2 separate regions of the Homo sapiens genome follow, and region 2 is linked to region 1. The links are chromatin loops, found by intact Hi-C in ENCODE. Cell type or tissue: Caco-2. All regions are shown on one strand. Links, peaks and the distances in the headings refer to the core of each region. The heading gives the core; the rest is flanking DNA. Region 1 overlaps FOXP1 (forkhead box P1). Region 2 overlaps FOXP1 (forkhead box P1).

Evidence for each region. Peaks named below come from ENCODE experiments on the same cell type or tissue, not always from the same donor. Only the 100,000 strongest peaks of a DNase experiment are listed, where the experiment ranks them.
Region 2: it touches region 1 in a loop (2.6-fold over the local background); 11 of 110 quality-filtered maps call a loop at or near these places.

What each region holds. Positions count from the first base shown.
Region 1 is chr3:71,392,548-71,401,592 of GRCh38, reverse strand. All of the region lies in intron 3 of FOXP1 (forkhead box P1), which reads left to right. Among named protein-coding and RNA genes, the nearest start is that of FOXP1-AS1, 110 kb to the right of the region's middle. RefSeq lists an enhancer at 1,935-3,917. In Caco-2, for the core only: a CTCF peak has its summit at 4,337; no DNase peak of the experiment used is centred there.
Region 2 is chr3:71,305,077-71,314,121 of GRCh38, reverse strand. The region is part of intron 4 of FOXP1 (forkhead box P1); the gene reads left to right. It overlaps FOXP1-AS1 (FOXP1 antisense RNA 1), which reads right to left. Exons shown (of 5, transcript NR_126463.1): 5 at 8,268-8,450. Among named protein-coding and RNA genes, the nearest start is that of FOXP1-AS1, 20 kb to the right of the region's middle. RefSeq lists an enhancer at 7,669-8,324. In Caco-2, for the core only: no CTCF peak of the experiment used is centred there; a DNase peak (open chromatin) is centred at 3,291.

The DNA of each region.
Region 1 (9,045 bases), core at 3,377-5,876:
GGAATGTTGGAAGCCAAATAAAAATAGCATTAAAAACAAGGAAAATGTAAGAATAAAAGAGAGGAAGGATTTCTGAGTGAATGAGGCTTTCAGCTGCTGCCTCTCATCCTGAATTGTGATATGTAGATCTGTCTCTTGCTTAGCCTGACAGCTTCTGGGGACAACACGAATTTTTCAGTCGGTGTGAGAAATGCCCCATCCACACCAATTGATACCCTCCCCTGGCAGCTGCCTCTCTCTCTCTCTTTTATCATTCCTCTTGATCCGTCATCCAGAGAATGCTAGAAGGCATGAGAATGTAAGTTCCAAATAGGAGTTGGTGCCTGTTTTCTATCTTGGTTTATTTTCAAAACCCTTTTTGAACTTTTGAACTGTTGGTACCCAGGGGGCAATGTGCAGGGGAGTTGATAAATAAAGATAATGTTGATGTAAGTACAGTTTCTTTCATATGTAACTAGAGAAGCATGTGAGTTTTCAGATAAGCTTTTCTTAGAAAAAATAAAATTTTAAATGTCAAAGTTTTTTGAGTGGGGGTGGAGGAGACTCCCGTACGGAAGGACTCGTCTTAGACAAGAGACAGACTGATGAAGAGAAAAGCAAACTGACAGCATGTAGGTAAATTTGACTGAAGATCCTTCTGTTTTTATGAGACGTAGACTTCCCTCCTCCTTATGTGTTCTCCTGAAGCCTCTGTTTATTATTGGGGTATTACTTTCTTTGTCTGAAATAGTCATTTTCTAATTCTTCCTCAAAAAAATTGCAGGGGGGTTCTACATCTAACACAATGTAGGTCATTGATCTGGGAGATTGTTCTCTTTTAAAAACAAAAATGATGGGGAAAAAATTCAGCTTCTTTTACTTCCCAAGCATCTTTTGAAAATGTGAGGTTCTGTATTCAGATGAAAGTCCACACAAAGCATTAATTACACATAAATTGGCTGGCCGTGGTGGCTCAGGCATTGATCCCAGAACTTTGGGAGGCCGAGGTGGGTGGACCACTTGAGGCCAGGATTGCAAGACCAGCCTGGCCAACATGGTGAAACACCATCTCTACTAAACATACAAAAATTAGCCAGGCATGGTGGCTCGTGCCTGTAATCCCAGCTACTCAGGAGGCTGAGGCACGAGAATCGATTGAACCCAGGAATTTGGAGGTTGCAGTGAGCCGAGATTGCACCACTGCACTCCAGCCTGGGCAACAGAACGAGACTCTGTCTCAAAAAAAAAAATCATACATAAATTAATAAAACAGAGAAGGTGTATGCCTTAGAAACACCCAATACACTAACTACCTGATTATCAGATTAAGTCCATGAAAAATTTGAAATAATTGGTTTCATTGCATTCATGCCAGCACTGGGTTGAATCAGCCAGGTAATGATATCAATAAGATTTACGTCAATATTATGGTGACATAAACATTTTTTACCTACTTGCCAAAATTTTTTTTTAATGGGTTCAGCCCCAAACCCTCCCAGGAAAACATACACTGCCAAGTGCGAGGTAAAAAATGAAAGTTTGTCACATGAAAAAATTTATGTATCTGGAAATAATGGTCATAATTATTAACACTGCATTAATTAGATTTGGCATTGGTGTTTTGAGTTTCAATTTTTTGTCTCTGGGTTTACATTTTAATTATCTTGGGATTCACAGATTGATGTGGAACATACTAGGCATTTGCTACATCGTTTTCAAATTAACAACTGGAGAAATTTTTAAATGATTCGTAGAGCCATTTGTAGAGTTTCATGGAAAGATTTCCCAGTAAAATGAAGGTTTGTAAGAGGTGCAGAGAGTGAAGTGGCTGACTGTAGTTATACATAAAATTGCCCCTGCTAATGTTTGACCACACTGCTTTTGGATTCATTTTACTTACATATTTCAGGTGTATGCCTTTCAAAGGTTGAGATGTGGTAAGAGGAAATTTCATCATGCTCCATCTCAGAAGGTTGTAGGTTATCAAAGGTTGCAAACCCCCTTTCCCTGCCCTGGTTGTCAGTAGTGCTTCCGTCTGGGTGAATGTTGGAACTATGTTCTGTGTGCAATCTGGGAGTTGATTTTTATCGACTTTAGTGAAATGCATAGGATTTTAGAACTTCAGGTATACCCAAATAGCTGCTTATTTTGAAACTTGCTTGAATTTCTTGTTTCTAAAATGTATGGTGGGAGATGGTGGAATAAAGGGTATTTTATACTTTCCTTAAGTGTAGTCACCTTTTCTTAAATTTCTGGTTTGTAGTTTTGTTTCTTCATGACTTGGGAGCTTTAGAGAATGTATCATACTGTGAAGTTGTTTGACTCCTTTAGAGATGTGTCTGAGTGTGTTTTGTGTGTATATACACACATACATATGTATACACCTAAACCTATGTACATACCTGTATATCTACACATATACACATATGTGTATGTACACACATAGACACACGTATGGTTGTTAAATTTCATAAACCCAAATAATTCAAGTTTCTTTCCTAACACAGAAAGTCACTTCTACGAACAGTTGAAAAATAAATATTATAATCAGCGAGGCATCACAAATAACTTTTATGTCTAAATCAAGCTATTAAATGCTTTTTTATTTTTAAGTAGATAGGGGAATAAAATAGCTGTATAGTTCATAAAGTGGTGTGCCATTACTGCCTGCTGTGCCCAAGAATTATGCCAGCTTTTTACACTCATGAAGTAAAAGCGGATTAGAACTGTGATCAATGTATTATCCTATATATCTTATTTTGCATTGTATTTCCTTTTTGAGCACCTTTGTAGACTAAATGGCTACTAATGACATAATTACAATTGTTTGTCACCACCATAATGCATGATTTCCTATCTCATCATGAAGATGTAAGTTAGATAAAGGAGGAGTTTTGGCAGGAAGACAAAGTGCAGTGATTTATTAAAGGCCAGATGTGGTTGTTAAAAGCTTTTCTACAGAAGGCACAATTGAGTGATGTGAAATGGGAGCAAAATCACTCTGCACCCCCAGCCCGTGGTTCTTGGTGTGAGTGACATAGTTGCTTCTGGAAGCATGACAAATGAGCCACATGTTTTATTGTTGTGTACAAATTTTATGTTGGAATTTAAACAGGGTGAAAAGGGTTCACATTAGCTTATACCAGCAAAGTAGGTGTTTAAAGGAAGCTAATGAGACTAAAGGGCTGGCGATGTTTTCAGCGTGCTTAGTGCTTCATAGCAAGAACTGAAATATCTTATGTTTCTGTCAAGTTTCAAAGAGGGAAAATCCCAGCACTGTTTTAAAAAAATGAGAGTGGTTAATATGAGAATTCAAAGAAATCAGAAGCAAGTGGAGACAAGATATTACTTAAGCACTGTTGACATACATATTGCACACATCGACTTGACATATATACAATCAGATTAGATAGATGCTTCTAAGGAAAGAGGCACAATTTCTGGTTTTAGCATTATTTGCACACACAAAGCTCTGTTAAAATAATGTTAAGACATTGGAGTGTTAGAAGCTATGAGTGGTACGAAGAGTGTTTTCAAGCTTTTGGAGGAGGATAAAAAAAGAAAATGGTTGTATCTTAAAAGCTATTCTGTGGACAGAAGGTAGTGATCTTTCTGGTTTTCCTTCCTTCCTCTCCCCTTCTCTCTCTTTCCCCACTCTCTCTGCTTCTTCCTTCTTTCCCTGTCTCTACCTTCTCCCTCCTTCCCTTGCATCCCTGTAAAATGTTATACGGAGAACAGTTAAACTGTAGGATTAGGTCTGTCTGTACAGCTTGGGACCTGGAATTATACTAGACATAGGAACTTTCCTGCCTTTTCCAGTGTAGATGGAGAAATTATTCTAAATGGTATAAGTTGAAGACTTCAAAGGTTTCTAGATTAACTCTGTGAAATCAGTGAGAGCTTTGGTGGGGTTTTCCTTCCTTGTCCTCTCAGCTGAAAATATGGGGTCCTCCTATTGTTTTCTCCCATAGTACTGCAGACTTGATAGCTCTTGTAGACTTGACCATACATTGTAATTATATGTCTATTTGTAAAATCATTTGTTTAACATTTATTTCCCAGTGTTCAGTCTGTAAGTTCCACAGAGGCAAAAACTGGCCCCAAGGCCCGTCGCATTGCCTGGCACATAATGTACATTTGGAAAGTATTTGTTGAACAATCCAAAGAACCGCAGGCAGCAATACCTACATTCAGGATATCACTTGGAAAAACTAGCAAAATCCATCCAGATAAAACGTTCCCAGATTATAAATGCTCATCCACATAATCTGTGGAGCAGTTCAGATGGCTCTTTTGCAACTTTCTTAAAGTTTGGAACTTTGGAATCCAGTTAGATCTCGTTCCTTCCGAATGGGTTTTTGCCTCCTAAGCTCTCTTCATGCAATTCCAGGGACTGCCACTTGATGGCTTAGACAATTTAAAATATAAAGTGGGAAAGGTACACGTGCTTCCAACCCTGCCTAGACTCTGCTGGTTCCATTTAAATGTGTATATATACACATATATATATATGTATATATATATATACACATATATATGTATATATATATACACATATATATGTGTATATATATATACACATATATATGTATATATATATATATACACATATATATGTGTATATATATACACATATATATATATACACACATATATATATATACACATATATATATGTGTATATATATATATATACACACATATATATGTTCCTTATGACTCATACATTGAACCTTATACGGAGATGAATACAGTTGAAGTACAGGGAGTAAAGTTTCGGAGAAATAAAACACTTAGAATCAGGGCTGTATTCGTGGGTGTGAGACATGCCCAATCTCACAAGACCTGACGCTTAGAAGGGACCCACACTTGGTTTAATGCTCTGCTGTTGCTGTCTTCTTAAACATTTTTTAAAATTTTGAACAAGGGGTCCCAAGTGTTCATTATGCCACGGGCCCCATAAATTATGTAGTCAGTCTGAACTGGAATTTGTGTTACTTGAAGGTAGGTTGCTTTAGGCCTGATCTTAGCTGACCATGGCTCCTTTAGGAGTCTTTGTTTAGTGCTTGGTAGGAAGCTTGTTCCCACGGGACAAGCCTGTGGGTTAAGAGCTTGGCTTTGACTCAGACTTCCTGGGTCAAATCCTGGCTCTGCAACTGGGTCAGTTACTTAAACTTTCCAAGCCCAGTTTCCTCATTTACAAAATGGAGATGATAATAGTGTGTCTGCTTCCTAGACTTGAGTTGATTAAACTAACGTCCCAGGTGCACGTCTTAGGGCTGAGCACTGCATTTCTGCTAGGTATGGTTGCAATCATCGGGCACCACATTCCTGGTTACACCTGACACTTACTGAGCTTCCTGCTCTCTGTGGCAGCTCCAAAAGTTTCAGGATTCTTGCCCTGCTTTGATGCTCTACTGTTCCAGCACTCAAGGTTCTGTGTAGTCCGGTAGCAGAGTTCAAGTTAGACTGAACTCTAAGACTTGACTCAGCTCTGCCCTATCCCTCCTCCTGAATGAGGCTCTAGCTGCTCTTCTTTAAGCCTTCTCTTTTATGTTAGATGATTAATTAATATGGAAAGGAATTGTGTAACTAAACTTTGCATTTTTGTAACCCATCTCTGTTTCCTGGTGGGTGCAAAGATGCCTCTTATTCGATATATCATTAAAGAAACCAGTCTTTTTTTCTGCAGAGCATTTATAATATATTTTAATATAGCCAAGTCATTCATAACCAACCCCCCCATTAATTACAGGAAATTTGCGCAACATTGACCATATCAAAGGACTCTACATTATAAAGAGGAGAATACATTATTGGAGACCGATATGATGTGGGATATGATTCATTCATTCATTTAGCAATTATTTATTGAAGACTTTGTGTGTGCCAGGCAGTGTTGTACGTACTGGGAATATAACTGTTAACAAGACTGCCAAGAACCTTGCTGTTGTGTTGCTGGTATTCTAGTAGGGTACAGATACTAAACAAACAACAAAGAACAGTATCAGAGGAAAGTGCTGTGCAGAGAAATAAAACAGAATGATGAAATAAGGAGTGCCCCTGGGCCAGTTTAGATGAGGTACCCAGGTAAGGCTTCTCAGAGGAGGTGACTTTTGAGCTGAGGTCTGAATGGCAAGAAGGAGGCAGCCAGGAGCAGCTTGGAAGAGAAGCATTCCAGACTTAGGGAACAACCAGTGTTCAGACCCTGGGGTATCATGAACTGGGTGGGTCTGAGGAACAGAAAAAAGGCATACAAGATGGAGAGCAGAAACACTCAAGGCAGCAGAACTAGTTGGGGCCTGATCTTACAGACTTTGGAAACCAGGGTCGCAAGACGCCGAGCTTTATTCTTCTACCTATTACTTTAATGCTAAAAGGGAACTAGGAATCTGTTCAGTCATGAGCCAAATAATAGAATCAGTGAAACAGTCTCCAGATATTAACTAGGGGGAAGTAGATGGTTTTGTCTGGATTATCCAGTTCAATTTTTTTTTTTTTTTTTTTTTTTTTGTGACGGGGTTTCACTCTTGTTGCCCAGGCTGGAGTGCAGTGGCGCGATCTTGGCTCACCGCAACCTCTGCCTCCTGGGTTCAAGCAATTCTCCTGCCTCAGCCTCCCAAGTAGCTGGGATTACAGGCATGCTCCACCACATCCGGTTAATTTTGTATTTTTAGTAGAGACGAGGTTTCTCCATGTTGGTCAGGCTGGTCTCGAACTCCCGACCTCAGGTGATCTGCCCGTCTCGGCCTCCCAAAGTGCTGGGATTACAGGCGTTAGCCACCGCGCCCAGCCTCCAGTTCAATTCTTTCGTTAAGAGCCATAATAGTGAAAGGAGCACTGGAATTGGAGTCCCCAAACAAATCCCAGCAGTTTTGGGACGAGCCATTTAGTTTTTCCAGAGTCATCCATCTGTAAGACTGACACTACCTTTGACACAAGGGTCGGTATAATGATGAAATGGCAGCTACCTGACAAATGCAAAGTCATATACAAAATACAAAGTTGCTATTATTGATGACCCTTCAATTTGATCATCTTATCTATTAAAATGTCTATTTTTAAAACTATAAAAATGCATCTTTGATCCATTGAAGAGACTTTATATCTTACCGGGAGAAACCTAGCAGACAAATTCATGGTGGGTATAGTTACCTTTTTCCCTCATTGGTTCCTAGGCATTGCTTCACACTCACAGATAACCTGTTTGACCTTTTCTTCTAAGGTCTGGGATGTATTTAAGAACAAATGACCACTGCCTATGGAATTCTTTCTTCTAGATTTTTTGTCCAATAGCTGAATTGGATTTGAAATAGGGGAGGCTTAAAAAGGAGAGTTGACTGTTGGTTTTAAAAACGTATCTCTAAAGAGGACTCATCATTGTTCTGAGAAAACAAAAATCCGGGACTTCTAAAAATAACTGCTGATTGCCTTGGAGTTGGGCTGGTGCATATGAACAATTTACATTCTGCTCTTTGGGAGCTGGTGACTCTTCTGGAAATTGGGGCTCTTTTAGTGGACATTGTTGATGCAGGCATAGTTGGCTTTTGTTTCCATGTGCTTCTCAGAAACTCTTGCTCTGCTCCGCAGACATTTGTATGTGTCAAAGAAGTATATGGGGCTGAGTGCAGTGGCTCATGCCTGTAACCCCAACACTTTGGGAGGCCGAGGCTGGAGGATCACTTGAGCCCAGGAGTTCAACACCAGCCTGGGCAACACAGTGAGATCCCATCTCTACAAAAAATTTAAAAAATGAAAAAGAATCAGATGGGATGAGAGAGTCCATAGGTCAGGTTCTCCAAGAGTAGTTTTCAGGAGCCATGTAAGTGGCCCTAGAGATTCTGAACTTTAAAATGTTAAAACTGCTTTGATTTCACAGACACCCTTTCAAAAGATTATCTCAGATTACTGGAAGACTTTCTTGTTAAGTTTAGAGAATTTTGCATTTTGCTTAGAAATCATTTTCAAGTTTTATTAGAACATTTACTAGCAATGGTGCTAATTATTTTAAATATGACCCTGGAAATGGGCTATGTCAGCTTGAAAAGACTATTTTTAACGGAATTTGGTTTTAAAGGCAGGTTTTATAGACATTATAGTAATACCGTTGTTATCTAATTAGCATCCACTGCGTAAATGTACATGATATTAGAGAGGCAAGTATACATAAAATTATAAATTGTGACATTTTATGAGTTTTTTTTTTATTATGAGTCTTCTATAGTCATCATTACTTAACAGTGTGAAATGTGGTCTTAGACATTACATCATGTAAAGACCAGGAGACAAAAAAAAACTGAGGATCAATTTTTGATTATAATAAAGTTTTAGTATGAGGCATTTCTGAATATGTGTCATGAATATGAGTCATGATTTTCACACCAAACCTGACCTATTATGATTATGCTTCAACTTCATGGGGTTTTCAGTATTTAAATTCTAAACCCAATTCTAAGGTTTCAAAATGATTCACATTCAAACCTACTTTTATGTTTTATAATTAAATAAGAAAATATTGCTTATACCTACATTTTTATTATTCTTGGGCATATTATAATTATTTCTTTAATTTCACCAATAAAATAGCCCATTTCTTCATTAGTAAATTATCAGGCTATCTCAATAAAAAAATTAGTTTGAATGTGGCTTGCCATCTCAAAGAGTCATTTCAGTTTGGAATTTTCTCACTTTTTTCATTTGTTCTTTTTGTAAAATGTGAAGATACTTTCTAGGTAAATTAATCCCTTCCAAACGGTAAAATAACTTTCTTCTTGGAAAGAGTTATTACAGTCTTATTCTTTACAATCTTAAATACCACTTAGGTTAGCGTGAACAATACATGAAAAAAATTACACTAGTTAAAAAAAGAATGATTGCGACCTAGGCCAAGTGCATTGCAATTATATGTTCATGGAAAAGTGAGCTTTCTACTGGGAAGAGCACGATATAGATGCCCATGAAATTTCCAAAGTTTAAGTATTTTTGTAAATTAGGTTGTTCCTAGTTAAACAGGTGGCTTTAAAGGCTGGTTTCACTGTTGTTTTAATCATAGTTTAGTTACCATGG
Region 2 (9,045 bases), core at 2,272-4,771, 86 kb after region 1:
GCCATACACTATTCTAAGTACTTATGACATGTCAATGCATTTATTCTACAAAAGCAAATAATGCACTGTAATGAAGCCCATTTTATGGATGAGAACACTGAGGGACAGAGAGCTTAGGCAATTTGCCTAAGCTCACAAGGTCAGTCAGCACCAGAGCTAATAAGAACTTGGGCACTTGAATCCATGCTTGTAAATTCTGAACTATTCTAGTCTAAAGTATACTGTATAGTACTATATTCTGTAATACTTAGTTTTAGGTGAGGCAGCCCAAGGATGCATTAAGAAATACAGATACTCGACCGGGCACGGTGGCTCATGCCTGTAATCCCAGCACTTTGGGAGGCCGAGGTGGGCGGATCACGAGGTCAGGAGATCGAGACCATCCTGGCTAACACGGTGAAACCCCGTCTCTACTAAAAATACAAAAAATTAGCCGGGCATGGTGGCTGGTGCCTGTAGTCCCAGCTAATCGGGAGGCTGAGGCAGGAGAATGGCGGGAACCCGGGAGGCGGAGCTTGCAGTGAGCAGAGATAGCGCCACTGCACTCCAGCCTGGGCGAGAGTGCGAGACTGTCTCAAAAAAAAAAAGAAAAAGAAATGCAGATACTCGATCTGTACAACCTCAGCCTTGCCTTTATAAAAATTCTTTCCTAACTTTCAAAACTTGTTTGTTTTTGTTGTTTTTGATAGCCTGTTTTCAGCCAATGAATAGGTAGATAACAATCACTTGCAGCCTGTTGTACTGCTTTTTAAATAATTAGCTTGGCCGGGCGCAGTGGCTCACGCCTGTAATCCCAGCACTTTGGGAGGCAGAGGCGGACGGATCATGAGGTCAGGAGATCGAGACCATCCTGGCTAACACAGTGAAACCCCGTCTCTACTAAAAATACCAAAAATTAGCTGGGCGTGGTGGCGGGCGCCTGTATTCCTAGCTACTCGGGAGGCTGAGGCAGGAGAATGGCATGAATCCGGGAGGCGGAGCTTGCAGTGAGCCGAGATTGCGCCACTGCACTCCAGTGTGGGTGGCACAGCGAGACTCCATCTCAAAAAAAAAAAAAAAAAAAAGAATTAAAGTTTCATTGTGATTGTGCAATTGTACAAAGACATTCCCTTATTTTATTTTATTATTTTTGAGACAGGGTTTCACTCTGTCACCCAGGCTGGAGTGCAGTGGCACGATCTCAGCTCACTGCAACCTCTTCCTGCCTGGTTCAAACAATTCTTCCACCTCAGCCTCCTGAGTACCTGGGACTACAGGCAAGCACCACCATGCCCAGCTAATTTTTTTTTGTATTTTTTGGTAGAGATAAGGTTTCACCGTGTTGGCCAGGCTGGCCTCGAACTCCTGACCTCAAGTGTGATCACCTGCCTTGGCCTCCCAGAGTGCTGGATTTACAGGTATGAGCCACCGTGCCTGGCCTATTCCCCCATTATTAAACAGTGTCTCACTTTATTGCCCAGGCTATTGTGCGGCAGCACCATGCTAGCTCACTGCAGCCTTGAATTCCTGGGCTCAAGCAATCGTCCTGCCTCACCCTCCTTAATAGCTGGCATTGCAGGTGTGAGCCACTGAGCCTAGCTTATTCTCTCATTTTTAAAGTAATTTCAAATAGCAGAAGCAGGGAAGGAGAGGCATTTTAGGAGTTCATCTTTCTGGTCCACCTTTAATGAAGTAAGCAGCTCCTTCCAAGGGGAGCTTGAAGCCTGAATTCTTCGTAGTGAACACAGTACTCTTTTCAGAAACTTATACTTAGCTTAAAAAAATTATCTATACCTCCACCCTGCTGCCTTATATGATAGAAAAGGAGATGAGTTCAGCAACAGCTTCCTCTAGCACACTTGATTACCTTTCTTTCGCTGAAGTCCAGATGCTGAGCTTGTTGAACTCATCTGCCTTGTTCAGCCGTTCTTGTTTTAGGAGTGTTAACGTTCTTTTTGGGAAAGAAGCAGCATATGCGTACACCCTTGCCAGGCTTCCATTAAGTGTCCCTTCACCTTTAGCAAGCCCTTGGTGGACTCAGGGGAGCTTTATAGTTATTATTAACATAACAGCCTGTAAGTTGGGCTTCTTTCTAGTGAAGGAGCCAAGAGGGAGGGCCCCGCCTGGTTTTAAATTACGTAGGCTTTTCTAAATGTGTTTCTAATGGGAGCTAGAGAGGTGGTGAGCTTTGGGGAAGCCTCGCCTTGGGTCATAGTTGAGTGTAGAAGGGAGCTGGGATCTGCAGATATCAGGGAATTTAGGAAGAGAGGCATGGGAAAGGAAATGGGATGGAAAGGTGCCAGGAAAAGTTGCCTCATCATTTCCCACTTTGGTGGTGGCCAAAAGGTAAGTTTCTACTTTGAGATCACTCTCAGGCCCTGTGGGCACAGAGCTGCCAAGTTTCTCAGTTTAAGGACTAATAAAGTTGGGATGTGGGTAATTCTGGGAGACTGGGTAGTTTGAAGGGAAGGATTGTTGGAGGTCTTTCCAGCTATACTGACAATGTACATGGGTTCATTCTTGAGATGAGCGTGTCCATAATAAAATCTAGCTGTAGAGCCATTCAAGGACTTCTCTGTGTGCACGAGCATGCTAGCCATTTTACGTACAACAGTAGGAACAGAGTAGCTGGAGTAAGATACAGGAATGTTTTTGTTCCACTCATACACTGATTAGTGTTATTCACTCATTCTGTATTTACTGAACACCTACCCTGCGTAGCCACTGCTCTGTACTGGGATACAGCAAGCAAGAGGCCTGCACACTGGCTCATGCCTGTAATCCCAGCACTTTGGGAGGCAAAGGCAGGATGATCACTTGAACCCAGGAATTCGACACCAGCCTGGGCAACATAGTGAGACCTTGTCCCTACAAAAAATTGAAAAAACTAGTGAGGCATGGTGGCACGTGCCTCTAGACCCAGCTACTCAGGAGGCTGAGGTGGGAGAACCGCTTGAGTCTAGTAGTTAGTTCCAGGCTGCAGTGAGTCATGATCGTGCCACTGCACTGCACTCCAGCTTGGGCAACAGAGTGAGACCATGTCTCAAAAACAAAAAACAAACAAACAAAAAAAAGTGGGAGGGGGATGCAAATCAGATAAAATCCCTGCCTTCATGGAGTATATGTTCTGATATTTTTGTCATAAACTGAAATTAATACGACTTATCTGTTGCCTAAACTTTTTGCCCAGAACAACCAAACAGAATCAGTTCAGCTGCAGTGGGAACCGCCAAGAGCCAGATGTGGCCATGAGAGGAATATCTTTGAGAGCCTGTCATCTGGCTCCAGCTGTGTTAACCTAGGCCTGGTAGGCAGCCATGAGTTGTGTCTGCCAACTGGTGGCCAGACACTAGTGCAGGCTTAAACAATTAGCAGAATTCCTCATCCGGTGGCTGGATTCACTGTGTGTGTCCTACAGACGATCGCTGCTGTCCAAACCAGGGGACTCTGGGCAGAAACGCCCAGAAGAGAACCAAAAGTTAGCCCCTTGAGAAACCAGTCAAAGTCTCATCCCGGAACATGGAGAGGGAGGCAGGAATCGGGGAAGACCAGCAACAGTGAGAAAACAGAAGTAAACCAGACGTGGCCCTCTGCCTGGCAGACCTTAATTCTGACTGAGAACTCTTGCCTGATAGAGAACGTCTGCCTCCAGCATGCCCCTGCAGAAAAGCAAAGAGTAGAGTTTGCCTGTGAAGAAATTTTTTTTCAGTTATTTTTTACATTGTTGCCCTTTGGTGAGAATCATTTATGATGCTTTATTGGTTTTACCCAAACTGAGATTTCCATGAAAAGTATTCATTCCCACCTTTTGGAAGCAATTAGATCCCCACAAACAGGCTATAACTTTCAAATGTCTGTTATATCTGCCTTCAAAAATAAGTATATAAGTAAATAAAATGCTTCAGCCTGCCTGCATGTGGAAGATTTTTTATAAACTGTAGAGTTGCTGGTTTCATGTACCAGGCAAGTCCTGCTAGCACACGGGAAAATAATAGATTCTGATCATCCATTGTCCAGCATGTTTCTAATACCACAGTAGTTGCTCAGTAAATGTTTGTAGACTGAGCTGAATAAGGAAAAATTCCAGTGAATGTGCTGACTTGCAAGAATGGTAATTAAAAATTAGTGCAGTCATTTCAAATCATAAGTTGGGGAAACAACCCACCATTTAGTGCCCCCCAAAAGTAAAAGTTCTAATTGGAATAAGCTTAGGATTTTTTTTTATGTCCACATCTAAAGTCTGATGATAACAGAAAGCACAAGATGGCAGAGATTAAGGTTTTCAGGGAGACTTCTCTTGAGGCTGAACAGATATGTCCATGTGAGAACATTTTTATCATGGTGAGGTTCTTGGTGGTCTTTCAAAGAAGTCCCACTCTGAACAGATAACGACAACAAAATCATTGAAGTGGGGAAAATTCAAAAGATGCTAGTTTGTGTGTCAAAATCAACTTTTGCATTCTAACTGCATTGTGTAAATTTGCTGTGCAGGAAACATAAGTGAAGCCATTTGGTTTTGTGGCATTGGTGTGGGTTGGCTCAGGGGGTGGGGATAAGGTTGAGGCATTGATATAGTAAGAGGAGAGCCAGATGGTTGTATTACACATCTTTTGTGTTCTTGTTTGCTTCTTAAAGCAGTTGCAGAATTTTGCCCTTGGCGATATTTTCTTCGTGCCTGTGTGTTCTGCTATGAATTTACTTTTGTCAGAGTACTTTGAAAGAAAAGCCTTGCTCAGAAAAAAAAAAAAAATTACGTTATAAACTTGTGAAGTCAACAGTGTGTTCATAAAAATATTTTTTAAATGTTAAGTATGTTAGTAAATAGTTGAGAGAATCAGCTTTTCTTTTTTCTTAGCGCAGTGATTTCGACCATATTTTATATTAATTCAGGGAAAGAATTTTTGCAAAATTATGAATGTGCAATTGGTGATGGATGGATGGATCGAGATGGATAGATGAGGAGACAGACACATGGAACAGATACATTGTTATTCCAGTAAGGATGAGGCCTATCTGATTAGAGATTTAACTTTTTCCATTACTTACAGCAAGCCCTCAGGTTGTGGTTAACCTCTTGTGTTTTATCAGCAAGCGTAACTTGGTAGTAAGTTGAGTGAGAGTGGGTTAGGGTAGGTTGGTGAGTTTTCGTTGACATTTGGTAGAATTGCTGTTACACCACCATTGAAATTTATATTTATTCCCTACTAAAAGGAAATTCTATTTTGCAGTCACCAGTGGCAAGGGATATTTAAGATGTTCTAATGCATGTAAGGGGTGATATTTTATCACCGAATGCTTTTAATAAAGAGTTGCTTTGGAGCTGTCCCCCCTCACCCACACACACACACACACACACACACACACACACACACACACACACACACACACACACATTGTGGTAGAATGCTTCATAATAATTTAATGTCCTTTTTACAGTTCCAGTTTATTTTTTTTTCCTTTGCTCAAATCAGAGAAGAGCAAATATGTAGGATCCTTGGGCGACAGTTTATTCTCCTGTTGTGCACAGATTTCCAGTTTTAGTTGGAACCTGCAGTCCCTGATGAGAAAACAGGAAACTTACAGTCCTAACCTTATTGAAATCTCTGCCGGGTTTAGTCACAAGTCTGAGGCGACTCCTTCCAATAATGAAGCCATTGTACGCATCGTATCTGATCAGTTCTTGAAATGTTTTAGTAGGTCTATCTTACAACATTATAAGAAGATAATCAGCAGCCTTAGAAGGTCCCCATCTGGACTGTAGAGTTCTTTTACTGAAAGATGTTTTGCCTTTTTGAGATAGCTCTCGCGTTTCATCATCTGTTCCGCCGAGATGAAGTGCATATGAAAAGTCAGTGACTCTGAATCCATCTGTTGTTATTATTTTCCACTGATAATTGGCTTGAACAATGAAATGTCTGTGTCTGCAGCCTTTGAAACTGTACACCCTGTTTATTTTCTGGAGGTCTCACTGCAACTACGCCCCCCCATCTTTCCCCCTGCATTTTCTCTCAAGCTTACAGCGAGTGGCGCTTGTGTGAGGATGACATCTTTGACTCTGTGCATCAGTATGTGTCACTCAGCATCTAAAGCTTGCATACGGATTTTTGTCACAATCCCTGTGTCTGTGCCATTCGCTCCCGAATCCGGCGCTCTTTCAGCAAGGAGCTTAGCTGGGCCGCAATGCATGGATCCCTTACCTGGATTGTCGTCTTTATTTCACTGTCCTCATTAAAATATTAATTTAGGGTACAGTATCTAATACCTATGGAATTAGATACTACCTATAATTGTATAATATATTCAGTTGCATCCAGGTTTGCATGATACAGAGCATTAATATTGGATTCCACTAACATCACTTCCATTAGCTTGCTCAACCAGTATGAGATATAGATGAGCTGGGAAGCATAACTACCCTCAAAACTGCCAAAACATTCATTAGAAGCTCCATGGGGATGGACAGAAGCTTTCTCACAGTGATATACTGATTAAATTTTGTTTTGTGGTTTATTTGCAGCAAGGTTAGATCACTATTGTCTATGGACCTGGGTTATCTAACACCTTATTTGGAAGGTCATTTCAAGGCAAAAGGGTGGACAAAATCAGCGTCTTCAGTTTCTGTGGGCACCCCGCTTAGAGAACCTGTGTTTTATTCTCTGGGTCTTTGGGTATCTTTTTATTTTGTTTGCCTTTTCTCCATGTTATGCCATAATAATGTTTGAAATGAGTTTTGGGTTTGTTGGTTTGTTTGTGAAAATATTTTAAAACTTTTCAGTGATCTTCACCTTTTACAGTAGAATGATTTGGCCAGAAAACAGTTTTGTGTTAATAAATTAAAATTGCTTTTGAAATAGAAAGCTGCCCTATTTCCCTTGGCTAGGATAATCACAGCATTCTCGAAGGCTGTGAAGGATCTGTGACCTATCCTTTTTAGTCCAAATACAGTAATAATATGGACACATCCTATAGCACAGCCCTGCTGGATTTGGCCACAGAGTTCTGTAGGGCATTAGTAAGTAGTAGACGAACATAATCTTATTTATGTTTCAATCAAAATCATTTAATACTGCAAAAGTTATTAAAAAATAATTAAGTTACTAAGACCAACATGTAGCTGGAACATAGAATAAGAGGTCAGTGTGAGTTGATTCCATAAGCTGAGAAAAGTCAGTAGTGAATTCCTAACACTGGCATGTTTTTCCTCTTGCTTAAATTCCTGGGTTGTAAGGACAAATTATGTTGAGGTATGGCATATTTTCTGCCGAAATGGAGAAAATTGTTGACTGTAATTATGTTATTTAATTGAAATTATAAGTGGTTGAGGCCACTCAGTTAAAAGCATCTTTTCTAATATGGGGGTAATGTTTTTAAATGAGTGGTCATGGATTGGTGACATTTGAAAGGCAGGCATTTGGGATATATTTTTGGAAAACTCGAATTATTTTCCTTAAATGATTAGTGAACTAGAGAATATAGTTAAGTAGCGTTTTTTTTTTTTTTTTTTTTTTTTTGGCTTATTCTCTTTAACTAGATATGCTTGAATGTATTATGTGTGAGTATATATGCACATATATATATGTGTGTGTATATATTTTTATATGTACACTTTATATGCATATATCAAACAGATCTTTGTAGGTACAGAGTCACAAGTATCAACTTACAATGTGACAAAGCAGAGAAACGAGACGTATATCTGACAATTGTGACTAAACAAACCGATTGTTTAAAATTCGTTGAATGTTAAAGATTGAAATGCAACCCATAGTAGAACTCCAGGGATGGGTATACTACAAGTTCTTTTTGGAGTAGCTGGAGATACAACAATAGCACTCCCCCCCGCCCCACGAGTGAGTTCTTAATTACTAATGAATACAATTCATTTTAATTGTTATTATAGCAACATAACATTTAACTGACTCCTGTTTAGTGGTGTCCCCTGGAATAGGCAGTGTCTCCTGTCAGAGTGAGGACAGGTAGAAGGCACAGCGGGCGTCTGATTGAGCCAGTTATTCATTTGCTGAGTGTTTGTGTTTATGCAAAGGGGCCTCTTCCTGCATATTTAATCTAGAGTAAGGCAGTGGCTTTTGTTGTGTTTAGCCCACATACCTTCAGTCCTTCCTCACACTGCCGCCAGCCTGGGAGCCCTGAGAGCCAGCAGGCTTCCAAGCGCCTGTAGTTTCTCCCTTACAAACTCTCAACTTTCTTCCGTTGTGTGAAAATTGCCTCTCCCGCCCCAAAGCTTTGCCTCCTCACCATGAACGGGTAAGTGTGTGCGAAGCCAAGGCTGACACTTTTGTTTCATTTTACTAATGTTGAGAGGGTACTTTGCTGCCCTTCTGAGCGCCTCCTGAAAGCAGTCCTGGTTCCTGGGCCGTTGTCAGCTTCTGGCTGCATTGAAATAGACAAGTACAGGTGCCTCTTAGGAAATGTGGCTGAATTTTGGACTCGCAGAGAAAGGCTCGTGAGGACTAGGGGGAATTAAAAAGAAAAGAGAGAGAGAGAGCAGCTTTATTATTCTTTGTCCTAACAAATCCTGTTTTGTAACTATCCTGCAGATAATGCTGCCATTGTTTGCTAAAAGCCTTCAAACAGTGTCTAAGACTGAACTGTAAGAAAACAGAAACTCTGCCGCTGTATTGTCTATACCCGGGCCAGGGTCCTCCCCGAAGGTCTGTGCCGGAATAGGAAAGGTTTTCTTCTGTGGAAATCGAATCGTCTCTTCATTGATATTAATAGCACACTAGAGATGTTGGCCATGATGCTCAGAGAGGCGGTCGGGAGGGAAGGAAATCTGATCTTGCTGGGGGGAAAATGACAGCCTCTTGGCCCCACGGTGGAGGAGACATCATCCAGGCTCAGTGTGCATAATGGCATCCTGGCTTAACTGTTTGCTCTAGGAATTTTAATCTTGAGCTGTTTGTTTTACTATCTGGGGTCTTGCTATTTTTTGTTCCCGTACTGTCTTTAGAAAGCACCATATTCAGGGGCTAATCCAGTCTTTTTTTAAAGTGAATTTTTAAAAACAGACTCAGAGAAATTCATGTAGTGTACACTTAGATCATT